Regions from separate parts of the Homo sapiens genome. Here region 2 is linked to region 1. Evidence: chromatin loops called from intact Hi-C (ENCODE). Cell type or tissue: endothelial cell of umbilical vein. All regions are shown on one strand. Links, peaks and the distances in the headings refer to the core of each region. The heading gives the core; the rest is flanking DNA.

The links. A loop is a pair of places that touch in the nucleus more often than their neighbours do. Peaks named below come from ENCODE experiments on the same cell type or tissue, not always from the same donor. Only the 100,000 strongest peaks of a DNase experiment are listed, where the experiment ranks them.
Region 2: it touches region 1 in a loop (7-fold over the local background); 5 of 110 quality-filtered maps call a loop at or near these places.

Annotation. Positions count from the first base shown.
Region 1 is chr1:59,080,681-59,089,220 of GRCh38, reverse strand. It overlaps LINC01358 (long intergenic non-protein coding RNA 1358), which reads right to left. Exons shown (of 3, transcript NR_110626.2): 3 at 974-1,206. Among named protein-coding and RNA genes, the nearest start is that of HSD52, 62 kb to the left of the region's middle. In endothelial cell of umbilical vein, for the core only: no CTCF peak of the experiment used is centred there; a DNase peak (open chromatin) is centred at 4,750; H3K27ac peaks cover 2,299 bases.
Region 2 is chr1:58,753,697-58,758,696 of GRCh38, reverse strand. It overlaps LOC112268263 (a long non-coding RNA gene), which reads right to left. Exons shown (of 9, transcript XR_007066129.1): 7 at 897-1,054; 8 at 392-418; 9 at 1-210. Among named protein-coding and RNA genes, the nearest start is that of JUN, 28 kb to the left of the region's middle. RefSeq lists an enhancer at 2,496-3,695. In endothelial cell of umbilical vein, for the core only: no CTCF peak of the experiment used is centred there; a DNase peak (open chromatin) is centred at 3,056; H3K27ac peaks cover 3,451 bases.

The DNA of each region.
Region 1 (8,540 bases), core at 1,836-6,835:
GGTGGTTTCCCCCACACTGTTCTCATGGTAGTGAATAAGTCTCATGAGATCTGACGGTTTTATCAGGGGTTTCTGCTTTTGCATTTCCTCATTTTCTCTTGCCACTGCCATGTAAAAAGTGCCTTTCACCTTCTGCCGTGATTCTGAGGCCTCCCCAGCTATGTGGAACTGTAAGTCCAATTAAACCTATTTTTCTTCCCAGTCTCAGGTATGTCTTTATCAGCAGCATGAAAATGGACTAATACAGTGGGCTTACTCAAGATTTATTCAAATGATGGTGACTCTTTCCACAGTTTAACATGTAATGACATTTTTTAAAACTAGGATTTTCTTGAATATTACTGACTAATAAGCAAATAAGGAAAGTTGAACTGGTACAGAAACACCCTTGCTTGATCCTTTAATAACAAGGAAGACAAAATTATATCGGCTCTTTATAAAGCAGCAAATGACCATTAGTTTGTTGGATGTAAAACACTGATGACCTGCAAGTGATATTAGCAGTTAGATAAAATCATCAAAATTTCAAATATTATTCTGGTTTCAAAGGATTGGACTATCAAGTCTCATTGAATATTTTACTGACAAACAAAGGTGTGTGTATGTGTATAGAACAGATGGAGTGAGTCTAAGCAGTTTCTGACTATCCAGGCCACTTTCTAGAGCAAGTTTTTAACTTTGCCCCCAAGGCTGATGAATCCTATTCTTCACTACTGGAGAAGAGGGAAGGTCTTCTATTCTTGGACAGAAAAGAACTCAACATAAGATCCGACTTTCTTTATTAGAACCATCTGCTCTGGGCAGAAATTTGCAGATCTTGGTAATATGCTACATTTCTAAAGATTTTTCTTATTCTTTTTGACTTTGGGTGTTTCCAATTCAGGTATATGAATCCAAGGGAACAGAAGTAGGGTATAGAAAGAAAATACAAGAGACCGAATGAGCACTCACTATATTCCAGGCATGCTGCCAGTTGGTTTCACCTACATAAGGATGTTTAATTTTCATTACATTTCAGGTGATCTGTATTATTATTTCAATTAAATAAATGAGGAAACTGAAACTCACAGAGGGTAAAAGGCTTGCCCAAGTTCTCAGAGCTCTAGAGGGGCAGAGTTAAATTGTTTCTTGGTCTTCTGATTCCAAGGCTATGTTCTCTTGTATGTTCTTGGTCTTCTGATTCCAAGGCTATGTATACTATAATGCCTACGAGAGAGAGAAGAGAGGAAACGTACTACGGTTTTCCCTAGTCAGACTCTTTGCATGCATTTTGGGGAATGTGGGGTGGTGGTAAGAGCTCAGGCTTTGGAGAGAGTTTGCAATGTACCTGTAAGGCTGCACCAGTTGTTAAAATAGTAAAAATTGAAATATTTTTATACCAATTGATAGATTTCTGTTGCCCTGAGTCCCTTGAATATTCTCTGTTACCTCAGCCATTCCAGACTCTACTCCAGGATTTTCCATACCCCCCTGTGAGTCAGCAGCCCAGTGGTTAAGTCATTGGACATTAGAGGGCCTTGAGGACCCTAATCCAATTCCTTGGCTAATCTATTCTGATTCATAGGTATCATTATGATATGGTTTGGCTGTGTCCCCACCGAAATCTCAACTTGAATTGTATATCCCAGAATTCCTATGTGTTGTGGGAGGGATGCAGGTGGAGGTAATTGAACCATCGGGGGCTGGTCTTTCTCATGCTATTCTCGTGATAGTGAATAAGTCTCACGAGATATGATCGGGTTTCAGCTTTTGCTTCTTCCTCATTTTCTCTTGCTGCCACCATGTAAGAAGTGCCTTTTGCCTCTCGCCATGACTCCGAGGCCTTCCCAGCCATGTGCAACTGTAAGTCCAATTAAACCTCTTTTTCTTCCCAGTCTCAGGTGTGTCTTTATCAGCAGTGTGAAAATGGACTAATACACTTTACTATATCCATTGTTAATAATTTTGAGTACCATTTCTGCCCCATTCTCCTTCCTCCTCTCTCATGAACCCAGTCCATCTATGGAGATTTCTATCTTTGCTAATATGAGTCCTTGATTTTTGTGGTGCTTTATGTGAAATATGCGTAGAGAAAAGCAGGAGAGGTAGTCCATACAAGGCAGAAGACAGAAACTCAGTTCATCTACATTATAAAGAATTGAGAGGAGATATAGGAAAGAAAATAGCACCTTGAAGGCTGAAGTTTGAGAAAGAGTGCCAGTGTGTTTGCTGAGGATGTGGTCCTGCAACAACAGTCAAATTCAATAAATTAGTAAGGAAGGAAAGATTTCTTGAGACATGTTTTTTGGGAATTGATCTTTCTTAAAGTTTTCAAAGGACATAAGAGAAAATGAGAATTTGTTTCTAATTACTACTGGGTTATGCTTCTTTATATTCTAGTCAATGCAAAGACTGGGCCGCATGAAGCTCCGGATTTCTGAAGGCGACAAGATGATCTCTAAGATTCCTTCCAATGTTAATCACATACAAAACACCTGAATCAATCCCTCAGAGGTTCATCAACTTCTGTGGGTTCTATAGGTAAGATGACAAGCTATGAGGTCACATGAAACTGATCTCAGTATGTGAGTTACAGTCTTGGATGTACCTACATTTGACTGTGAGTTCTTAAGAAAGTATCTTACCTTTATTGGTCTCAGTATTTTCATTCGTAAAATAGTAGGTAACATTTATTGCTGTTGCTTATTTTGAAATTGATTTTGTTGTTACTATTTTTTGAGTTTGACTTGTGCCACTCTACTTTTTGTCTATCATTTAATTAAATCCGTACAGCAAATGCATGAATTATGTATGATCATTTCCTTTTCACAGAGTAGACCTAGAAAACATGAGAGGCATGCATAAGACTCCTTGCTAGACAGCGGCAGAGCTGCAATTCACGGTGTCCTCTCTGCTCCAAATCCAAAGCTTTCTCCTTTACAACATATGGCTTCCCAACCTACCTCAAGACCCTAGACTGGAAGTCATGAGTAAGCTTTTGTCTAAGAGAATGCTTTGAAAAATATAAAATGCCATAGAAATATCAGGGTTTTAAATATATATTATTAGCTACTCATCTTCTTCTCTGTACTTTTTGTTGTTTCATCAAAATTGACCTTATAGATTTGAGGTGGACACTGGGATGCATCTCCCATATCTCCTTCCTTCCTTCTTTCCTTCCTTCCTTCCTCTCTCTCTCTTTCTTTTTTTTTTTTTTTTTTTTGAGACAGGGTCTCACTCTGTCACCCAGGCTAGAGTGCAGCGGTGCGATCTTGGCTCACTGCAACTTCTACCTCCTGGTTTCAAGTGATTCTCCTGCCTCAGCCTCCCAGGTAGCTGGAATTACAGGCAAGTGCCACCATGCCCAGATAATTTTTGTAATTTTTGATAGGACAGGGTTTCACCGTGTTGGCAAGGCTGGTCTCGAACTCCTGGGCTTAGGCAATCCGCTCAACTCAGCCTCCCAAAGTGCTAAGATTACAAACGTGAGCCACTGCATCTGGCTCCAGATCCCTTTTCAATCAAGAACTTGTTACTCTAGTTCCTGAGGTACTGTCAACCTTTAGGGAAGAGATGGCTGATCCCAAGTCACACTCCTTCCTGTAGCAACCTACATCCAGTGACTGATTGATACAGGAGTATAAAGAGCTCTGGCTTTCTTGGCTTCACTTTTGACAACTCTGAAGGGTCATTTTAGTTCCAGAGCTGTTGGTGGGGTTGGCCAAGATAGTTTTAGAGCCTGCATCATGCTTTGCCTTCTCGCTCTGCCAGTCCTGATTGTGGCCTTTCCCTCTTCCACAAGTGTTCATCTCAAGGCATTCCCTGAGAACATCCTGAGTGCTAAACACCTTCTGAGCCTGCTTCCTAGGGAGATCCATCCTGTAACAATATTTTGTTAGAATTGGTTCTTCATAAGTCTGACTTCCCTACTGACTTGAAAACTTCTTGAGGGCAGGAAATGTGTCATATTCATTCCTAAGTCGCCAGTGCTTGGCTTGATATTAGGTCCAGAAAAAAAAAATTCATTGTATGTTCAATGAACCTCTGGGATAATAATAATAATAGTTAACCATTATATAGTATCCTCGATCAGCTAAATTCTATATTAAAGGCTTTGAACATATTAGCCTAAACCTACAACAGTCCTAGAAAGTAATATTATTATTATTACCATTTTACAGATAAGTAAAAGCAAGCACCTAACGGTTCGAAGTTCTACCCAAGCTTACATATCTAGTGGTGGATCTGGGCTTTGATTGCTGGAAGTCTGTCTCTGAAATTCACTCTCCTAGCCACTACTCCTTACTGCTTCTTGTATCTGTGTACCTATCAATCCACCACTTTATTGAAGGGGGATAGGAAAGAGCTAGGTAAGAGGATACGAAGGGTAGTTTTTTTGTTTGTTTGTTTTTTGTTTTTAATTTCAGGGGAACTGGAATTACCACAGAACATTTCTGGGGATGGAGTGTCTGCTTGTTTTGCCTGGAGTCCAGGCAGGGCATATGAAGAGTGTAGGGCAACAGAGCTCCCCAGGTGACTCAGATGCACAGGCAGGTGTGGGAATCCCTGATGCAGGGGGCAGTTTCAAGTGTGCAGAAGGCACTTACACAATTGCCATAACAGAGGCCCTAAGATGTGAAATGATCTGGCAATAGCTACCCTGGTAGAGAGAGAGGAGCCAAGACTCTCCCTTGTTTCAGGGTCCTGGTCCAGGGCTCTTTGAGCTGCACTTCCTGAAGTGGGGCCAGGAATCTGCCTTGGGCATGGGGGGGAACCACATACCTCACACGTGCATCTAGTGATTACTCAGGAAGTGGAGGCTTTGGGGCTGACAAACGGTACACCGGAAAGGAGAGGGGAGAGCCTGCCAGGAGGGGGTCGGCAAAGCCAGTTCCCTCAAAGCATTGTCCTTTCCTTCCTCCAACAGGATGCCAGGAGCCCCACAGAAAAGGGACTCATTTGTCTTCCTTCCCAGCACAATAACCTGTTGCTGGCCTTTCTCTTGGGCCTTGCTCAGAGCAACAGGATACAGTCTTTGCCAGGGGAGAAGGAAGGAAGGAAGGAAGGAGGGGAGGGAAATGACAGGAGCTCAGGATCTCCAGTCCCTAGCCTGGGCCCCGGAGAGACCCAGCACTGTGAGGCCAGGACCCAGACTAGAGCTGTCCAGGTCCAGTCGGCCTGGTATGAGGAACAATTTCGTTTTACAGAAAACCTTAATCAGATGTAAGCTGAGTAACCGTTAGAAGCTGAGCTATCATTTCTGAGCATATCTGAGTGGCCTCTCTCCAACTTTTATCTTAATCTCATTTAGAAAAGAAAAATAAATTGGGTCAATTTAGAACTGTACCTTCTTTCCTTTTTTTATTCATTGTTAAAAAGAAGAAAAGAAGGTATGCATTGGAGTTTGTTTGTTTGCCATGGAAAAACCCTCTTATTTGCTTGATTAAACAAAAATAACACAAGCTACATAGGAAAAATTTCAGCTACATAGACACCACCTTTGTTTTAAGGCTGTAGTAGTTGACATAGCATCTTCTTGCTACTTTCTCTAGCCTTCTCTGTGGACCACAGTGATACATTCAGAAGCCTGTTAGTTAACACAGGAGTTTTTGAACACTTTTCTATTGGTTTTTCACCTGCTCATTGTCCGTCATGCCTGAGGCCTGCAAAAGTAACCTTTAAAATTTAAAGGTGAAAACTACTGGGCACAGTGGCTCACACCTGTAATCCTAGCGCCTTGGGAGCCCAAGGCAGGAGGATAGCTCAAGTTCAGGAGTTCGAGACCAGCCTGGGTAATGTAGTGAGACTCCATCTCTACAAAAAAAAAAAAAAAATACAAAAATTAGCCGGGTGCCGTGGTGTGCACCTGTAGCTCCAGCTACTTGGGAGGCTGAGGTGGGAGGATTGCTTGACTCAGGATCATTGGAGCCTGGGAGGTGGAGGTTACAGTGATCTGAAATTGTGCCACTGCACTCCAGCCTAGGCAACAGAGTGAGACCTTGTCTCAAATTTAGAAAAAAAAAAGGAGGGTGGGGTATTTGGGGGGAAGCTAAAAGAGAAAAAAAAAATGGGGCATTTTTAAAGCTCTTTTTTTAATAATTGAGGTTCTTCTGGTCTCACCCGAAACCTACAGCATCAGAAAGTGCATGTGTGTGGATGGTAGAAGCGTGGAGGGGGCTTAGCTGTGGAAAAGATGGCAGTGGGTGGGTTGTAGAATTGGAATCAATATTGCAATCCACCACAGAGGTATAAACAAAACTGAACAAATCAATGCATTTTAATAAATGTTTATTTGTTGCATTTATGAACACATATAAATGCCAGACCCTGTGCTGGGTGTGGGTTGTACAAAGCTAATTCTGAAGCTTATAGTTCAATAGGTGGCTCAGATGAGTAGTGAATAACTGAGAGCATTAGAATTATTTACACAGGGAGAGTCAGCTGTCTGGGAGACTGGGGGGGCCCTCCTGAGGTCCCTTACCCTGGCCAAGCACATGGGGGAGAGGGACAGATGAAAGTGAGTCTGAGCTCACCTTCCTCCGTGGGAATGGTTGAAGAAATTTGCACTCCTTTTAGATGAACATTCTAATCTTGCCTCTAAGACTCTTCCAAGGTGAAAAAAAAAATTCATTATATTCAGTTAAAACATGGGCCCTTGATATGAACTCTGCTGCCTGTCAAAGAGATCACATAATTAATTTTTAAAATTAAAGTTATTTGGATTTCAGCACCGACAATTTAGTGATGAGACTAGTGCTCTCGCATACACACACACTCTCTCTTTCTCTTTTCTGTGTTTCCCACCTGGAGTTGAGATGCAGATGTGAGGTGGTGAAGAGGGCCTAAAGGCATTTCTGTGATGGGCCCTGAGGAAAGACGGGGAAGAAAACAAAGTCCCTGGCCTGTGTAGCTCCCAGCCCTGCTGGAGGTCATAGTAGAAAGTAGTAGACTGGGACAAGGTCTAGAGTCAACTGACTCCATCCTGTCTTCACCACTCAGAGTTGCCCTTGGAGAAGATTTCCTAAAAGAGGTGAGAAAAACAGGAAGGGTGGGAACGAGCGAGAGGGCCAGGGAAAAAGAGGGGCAGAGGAGACACTCATTTATTAAGTGTGCGCTCTGTCAAGCACTTTACACATAGGATTTCTCTTGGTCTTTACTATTAATACATCTCCATGAATTACAAATGCTCATCCTCATTTTCCCCGGGGTGAAAATGGAGGCTCAGAGGGATGGATGATTCATACACAGTCATATCACTGGAGAGGGGAAGAACTGGGATTCTTCCCCAAACCAGCCTCATTCCAAAGCACATGTTCTTTAGACTACCCCACCCTTTGGATTAAAAACCCTTTCCTGGCTGATTTTGCATTATCTGATGAAACTGAGATGTGACTGGATGGCAGGTGAACCTCGCCTGGTGAAGAGCCACTCCACTGCCCAATGGGGAAGGTGCCCTCTTTCAAGTCAACAAGGGCACACTTTCTTTCTCAGAACTTTAATCATTACTTTACAACTTGTAATTTATCCTCCTTTCTGTAGGTATCTGGTGTTTCTTGATTGTTAAGGAAGGGAGGAAGTTTTGGTTTATTAAAAGAGAGAGAATTTTTCTGGCTAATGTGTGGCCCATGAGCCACAGACTTCGCATCACCTGGGAGCTTGTTATAAAGGAAGAATCACCAGTCACAGTCCTCTAGAATCAGAACTTCAACAAGATCTGCAGATGTTTCATATGTACATTCAAGTTGGTAATGCATGGGATAGAGGACCTGATTTAGATTCAGGCCCGGGTTCAAATTCCCATTCTACAAATAAGACCTTGGGCAGTTTACTGAATTCCTGTGGGTTTCACTTTCCTCACTCATAAACTAGGAAAGATGATGCCCATTGCACAAGCTTGTTGGAAGAGTAAGGGAGCAATGTTAACTTCAGTGCTGCTATTCAGTATGTCAGTATGCCATCCATGAATGGTACTTCTTTTCTGCCCCATCTTCCCTTCCAAAAAAAAGCATTTCCTCTTCAAGAATGTGCACACTACAGAATCTGTTCTCTGAAATAAAATGCTTCTGAAATACTAATCATATCCATTTGACCAGTGCTTTGCAATGTGGTAGCGACTTGTCATGCATGATGATTTAAATTAAAATTAAATAGAACACTTCAGTTTATCTGTTACTGTAGTCACATTTCAGTACTCAGAAGCTGCATATGGCTAGTGACTAGTGTGTTGGACAGCATTGATATTGGACATTTTCATCATCATGGAAAGTTCTACTTGACAGCATTACCTGGACACCTCCTATTTCTCCTGGGTATTTGCTAACCCACAGCTTAACTGCTCATGCAGTAGGAGCTCAATAGGTGCTCCTTGGCTTGAACTCTGCAGCCTCCCTTATTGGAAAAGAGAAATGATTTGAGAATCCCAAGATCTGTTTTCCAATTACTGCTCCATCTACTCATGAAATGTGTGACCTTGGGTAAGTCACTTTTCCTCTCTGAGCCTCAGTTTTCTCATCTGCAAATTTAGAGGGGGAAAGGTAATAAGAATACCTCATATTAGTCTA
Region 2 (5,000 bases), core at 1-5,000, 330 kb after region 1:
GGTGTTTGCTAGTACAGTATGATCTGATTTTTGTTAGAGAAAAGTTGTGTGTGTTTGCATATAGGAAAAAGATTGAAATTAAGTACTCCAAAAATATCTCAGTAACATTTGGATAAGATTATTACTGTTCATGTTTTTCTTGTATTTTCTTTGTATACTTATCTGTTATTTCTCTTTTTTCCATAGCAGGTTGTATCATTTGTATAATAGCTGAAAGAAATAAAGACATAAAAATGCAACAGAAGCCAGAAAAAAAGCTTTAAAATGGCAGATATTAGCTCAAATTATAAAGCTATAAATATTGTAACAACTGAAATTGGGAAATAGACAATTCAGTGGAAGAGAATAGAAAGTCAAAGACCCATAAGATGTGGATATATAAATAACTTACTTTTTCTCTTGGAGTGGGAAGGCTTTCCTAAAAAATAATACAGAACTATTATGCAGAGGCCCCCAAAAATACTATATATTCAGATGATAGACCATTGACCAACAGGTAAATATTTCTAACCTATAAGACAAATAAATAGGACTAATTTTCTTAATATATAATGTGTTCTTATAACTCAGTAGAAAAATTGGCAAAGAATATGAACATCTGTTCTTGAAGAAAGGAGAAAAAGAGCAAGAGAATGGATCTCAGCCATAGAAGCATTTAGGAGGGAGCAGTGTTTACCTGGCGTCCACCTTTGTTGATAGTGTTTTTGTGTAATTATCAAGGTAGAAATTCAAACCATAGTAGAACAGAAACAATCCCATTCGTCACATCTGACCACGAAGGGATTCATCAGTTGCTTAGTGGGAGAAGAATAGGAAATTCATACCAGAATCCTATTTCACAGTTTATAATTGGTTATATAAAATTAGGCCTAAGCTAACTGCATAACAAAACATACCAGGAGGGGAAATGAAATGGCATCAAGAATGAAAAGGATGCTGACAAAGGGACTTCAATTCCATCTCGTCCTCTAGCTGTGTATCCTTGAATGGCCTTGCTAAACCTTCCTTCTTCATCTATAAAATGGACATCAGAAATCCTATTTATGGTGTTTTTCTGTGAAAAAAAATAAGATGGCATATGTTAAGCAGTTAGTGCTCAACAAATAGTAACTGTATTACATCCCCAGAATTATTATTATTATACTATACACATATATATAGGGCAGGAACAGGGTCAACACTATGAGCCTCCTCCACAGGACTGAGCAGAGAGCAGATCCTCACTGACTACTGCATTGGGACAGACACCACAGCCTTGCTGCGACACAGGTGGAGCATGGTTTTGCAGTCTTGCCAAGTTCAGGACCCTGTACCAGCACTGACTCCCACTTAGGGAACCTCTCAGGATCTTTGTTTCTTCATTTGGGGACAATTTTGGTGATGCAAGCTATAAGGGTTAAATTAAATTAAATCATATTTGGGAAAACACTCTTTGAACTATAAAGCTGTCAGCTTCAGCCCTGCCTTCCCCAGTTTGCAGAACCCACTTATTGAGGCATAGTTCATATCAAAGTTACCTCTTTCATCACCTCAGCCCATCCATCTAGGGGCTTCAAAAATGTTCTCAGACCTGGAATCTTAACTGGGGCCAAACAGTACACAGCCTAGTGCATAATACCAAGATCAAACTGACTGGGACAACTATGGGAAACTCTAGGACATCCCCTAAACTGTCAGCATATCCCACACACATGTTTTCCTTGCCTTCACTGCCAACCAGACCAGGAGCCAATATCCCAGGACCAATCATAGCACCATTTATGGAATGTGTTCTGTGTTCTGAGCCTTATGCTGAGTATTGTACTTGCAATGTTTCAATTAATCCTCACACTAGATCTAAGATAAGTAATCTTATCTCCTTTTTACAGATAGGAAAACTGAGGCTTAAGGAAGGTTAGGACAAAAGTTAAGGAACTAATGGTTCATAAATGATGGGCCAGAGTTTCTATTCCAAGTTTATTTGACTATGATCTTGGGTATTATGATGCCTCTGTAAGAATTATTTTGCAGATGAGTCCCATGAAGGAAACTGACCTACCTGCAATCACATAGCTAGTAAGCACCAAAACTGGGATTATAATCTATGTCTCTTCAAGTCCAAAGACATGCTCTCCCTGTGATACTGTGCTACCTTCCCCAATCCCGTAAGACTAGTTTCTGCCCAAGCGTCCCTTCCCTGAGCTCAGAGCCTGCTGTTGTCCCTAGCCTATTGTTGAATGGCCTGGATCCATGCCTAGCTCTTCTTAGTTTCTTTCCCTGGAATCTGGGTTCCAGATTTTGTCCTTGCTGATGGGACACCTGCTGAGGAAGGACAGATCTTCCCAAAAGATGACAGATCCCTACTTGGTTCCAGAGAATGCAAACAAGAGTTCTCACTTCAGACACATCTACCTTTGAGAATGAGCACCAGACTAACCCATTCCCTTGTTTTCTGTGTTGGATCTGTTAAGCTGCCATGCTCCAAAATGCTGAGTGGGGTCAAGAGGTTGTTCTCCAGCCTGCCTTCTTGCAATTTCATCCTCTTGCTAATTCAGGCATGTTAGAGACCCATAATTCTCATACTCAGGCCTGACCGATAACAAATATCAGCCGTTATTTTTTTTTATGCTTCTTCATTTCCAATTGTAAAAGTTGTATGCTCATTGTTTTATTTCCCATTGCTACGACAAACCCTTCCTCTCTATAGCAGTGCTACAGGAGCATAAAGGGAGCAGAGTTGCAGATGGCATATTGTAACTGGCCTTAAGTACAAATTAAAAATCCACCTACATGGTCAAGGGATGCTACAACCAGATCAATTTGCAGATAAAGGTGCTCATTCAAGCTGAAGGATTTAACAGAAAAAAAGCAGACTAAGAAACAGAATATTTAAACACTTCAAGTCATTTGCTTGGAAAGACTTTCTGCATCTTGTTGGAGGAGCGAGTCATCTTCCTGTGTGAAGTGTTCAAAGCTCACTTCCGGTGAGTAATGAGAGGGGCATTCAGGTCTGGATGCAGCCACTGTGCACGTGGTGAAGTCCACGGCACTACGGCTTCCTCTTCAGAAAGCAGAGGTGCTGCCTCTTAGGCTCCATAATTCTGGGCTCTTCTCCAGGCCACAAAACAACCAAAGTTTCTAAGGGCATATGCTGATGGCATCTGCCAGCTCTCTATCCAGTGCAACTATGGCTGTCTGTGACTCACAGTAAGCTCCACCGGAAGCCTTTTCCATGTGTTTCTGTGCAGGCTCTGTTGGCTGAAATTCGTGCCAGTCCCGAGAAAGGTCTGTGGTTCTGGCAGGCAGCAATCATGTGTTGGAGAGCTGCAAGGACCCAGTCTTAGTTCAGGCTGTAGCTGCAGAAAGGGTAAAAACACAAGCCAGCACACACTGATGTGTATAGTGAATGGGCCTGGACTACCTCAGTAGGCTGGAAAATACATAACAGTAGGTCTGGGGGAGAATGTACATCACATACACAGAAGGCTACTCATTGTCTAAGCCAACAATGGAATTTCAAAAAAGATAGAGAAGACCCCATTTCTCTGAAGCAACAAATCGTGCAGGACAGTAAGAGACTTGTGTTAGAAACTCCCATCCTACCTCTTATCTGGGTTAACCATAAGCCTTCAAATGACCCCACAGAAGCAGCCTGCAAGGGAGATGGTGGAGATGTTATCACTTCTACTTTTCACACGAGGAAACTGAGCTTCCGGGAGGTTAAGTTGCCATAGATCACACTGATAGTCAGCGGCCCCAGAGGATTTGAACCCACATCTGTCAGACTCAAAAGCCACCCTCCTACCTGCTTCAAAATTCATCTTGTTCCGATAAATTGTTATTCAAAGTCACCTGTGTTCAATGCTGGAGCCAAACACCCTTTTGGGGTACTGAATAAAAGAAAGAAAAGGAGAGAGGAAAGGAGTCCTAGCTTTGCTGCTTTTAAACAATGTGGCCTTAAGCAAGTCACTAATAACCTCTCCAGCCTGAATGTTTAATTCTGGGATCACTTTGACAAGTTTATCAGGGGAGATTCTCTTGTGCTATTTCCTTTATTGACCCTGAAAAAGTATAGTTTTCTCACTCAGTCATTATTCATTGATTCCTTCACTCTGTAAACATCTACAGACTACTCAGCGGCAGGCACTAAGGCAGAAGGATAAATAAGACATGGTCCCTGCCATCAAAGTAGTCATGGTCTGATGGGAAGAAAGGCCTACAAAAACAGTCACGTGGCAGTGCACAGGACACAGTGCTCACCCTCCATAAGCACAGACCTTTCTGCTGGTGCAGACCCGGAGCCAGCTTCTCAGCATGCACAGCAGAATGTGCACTACAGCAGCACCCTGCCCTAGGACCATGGGAGCACAGGAGAAGGGGCAATTAACACTCAGTTTTTCATCTTTGAACCACAGTCACTCTCTGAAATTACATCTTAGGGCCTTAGGGCTATTTTCACTGCATGGCACTGTTGGGTGACTCATCATAAATTTAGAGCTGGAGAAGAATGCTGAGATTATTATAATGCAATCCCTCATGTTATAGGTGGGAAAACAGGCCTAAAGAGGTAAGGTCACAGGTAGGAAGAAGTAGAAACTGCTTCTGCACCCAGATCTCTTGACTTCCATGTCTTGCTAATTTTCAGCAGTTATGAGATACCCAAATCTTTTTCCTGTTTTGATTCTCCCTACCTCCTTTCATACTATACAGTTTCATTCAACTAGGTGTAATAATGGAAGACAAGGACTCTGAATAAATATGAAACTTCTCCGTGGGACACTTGAAATTAAAAAAACATCATTTTTTTGGACTCATTTGCAGAAATCTCCAGTGAATGGACCTTGACCTAGCTGAGGTACTTAAGTCCTAGCTAACGTTAAAATCTGCTGCAGATGAATCTCTTTTGTAAAATGTAGTATATGGAAAAAGTCTCGATCTTGGATTTAGGAGGCCTGGATTCAAATATCAGCTTTGCCAATAGGTTGCCTTCAGTTCTTAGGCAAGTTCTTCCCTTCTGAGGA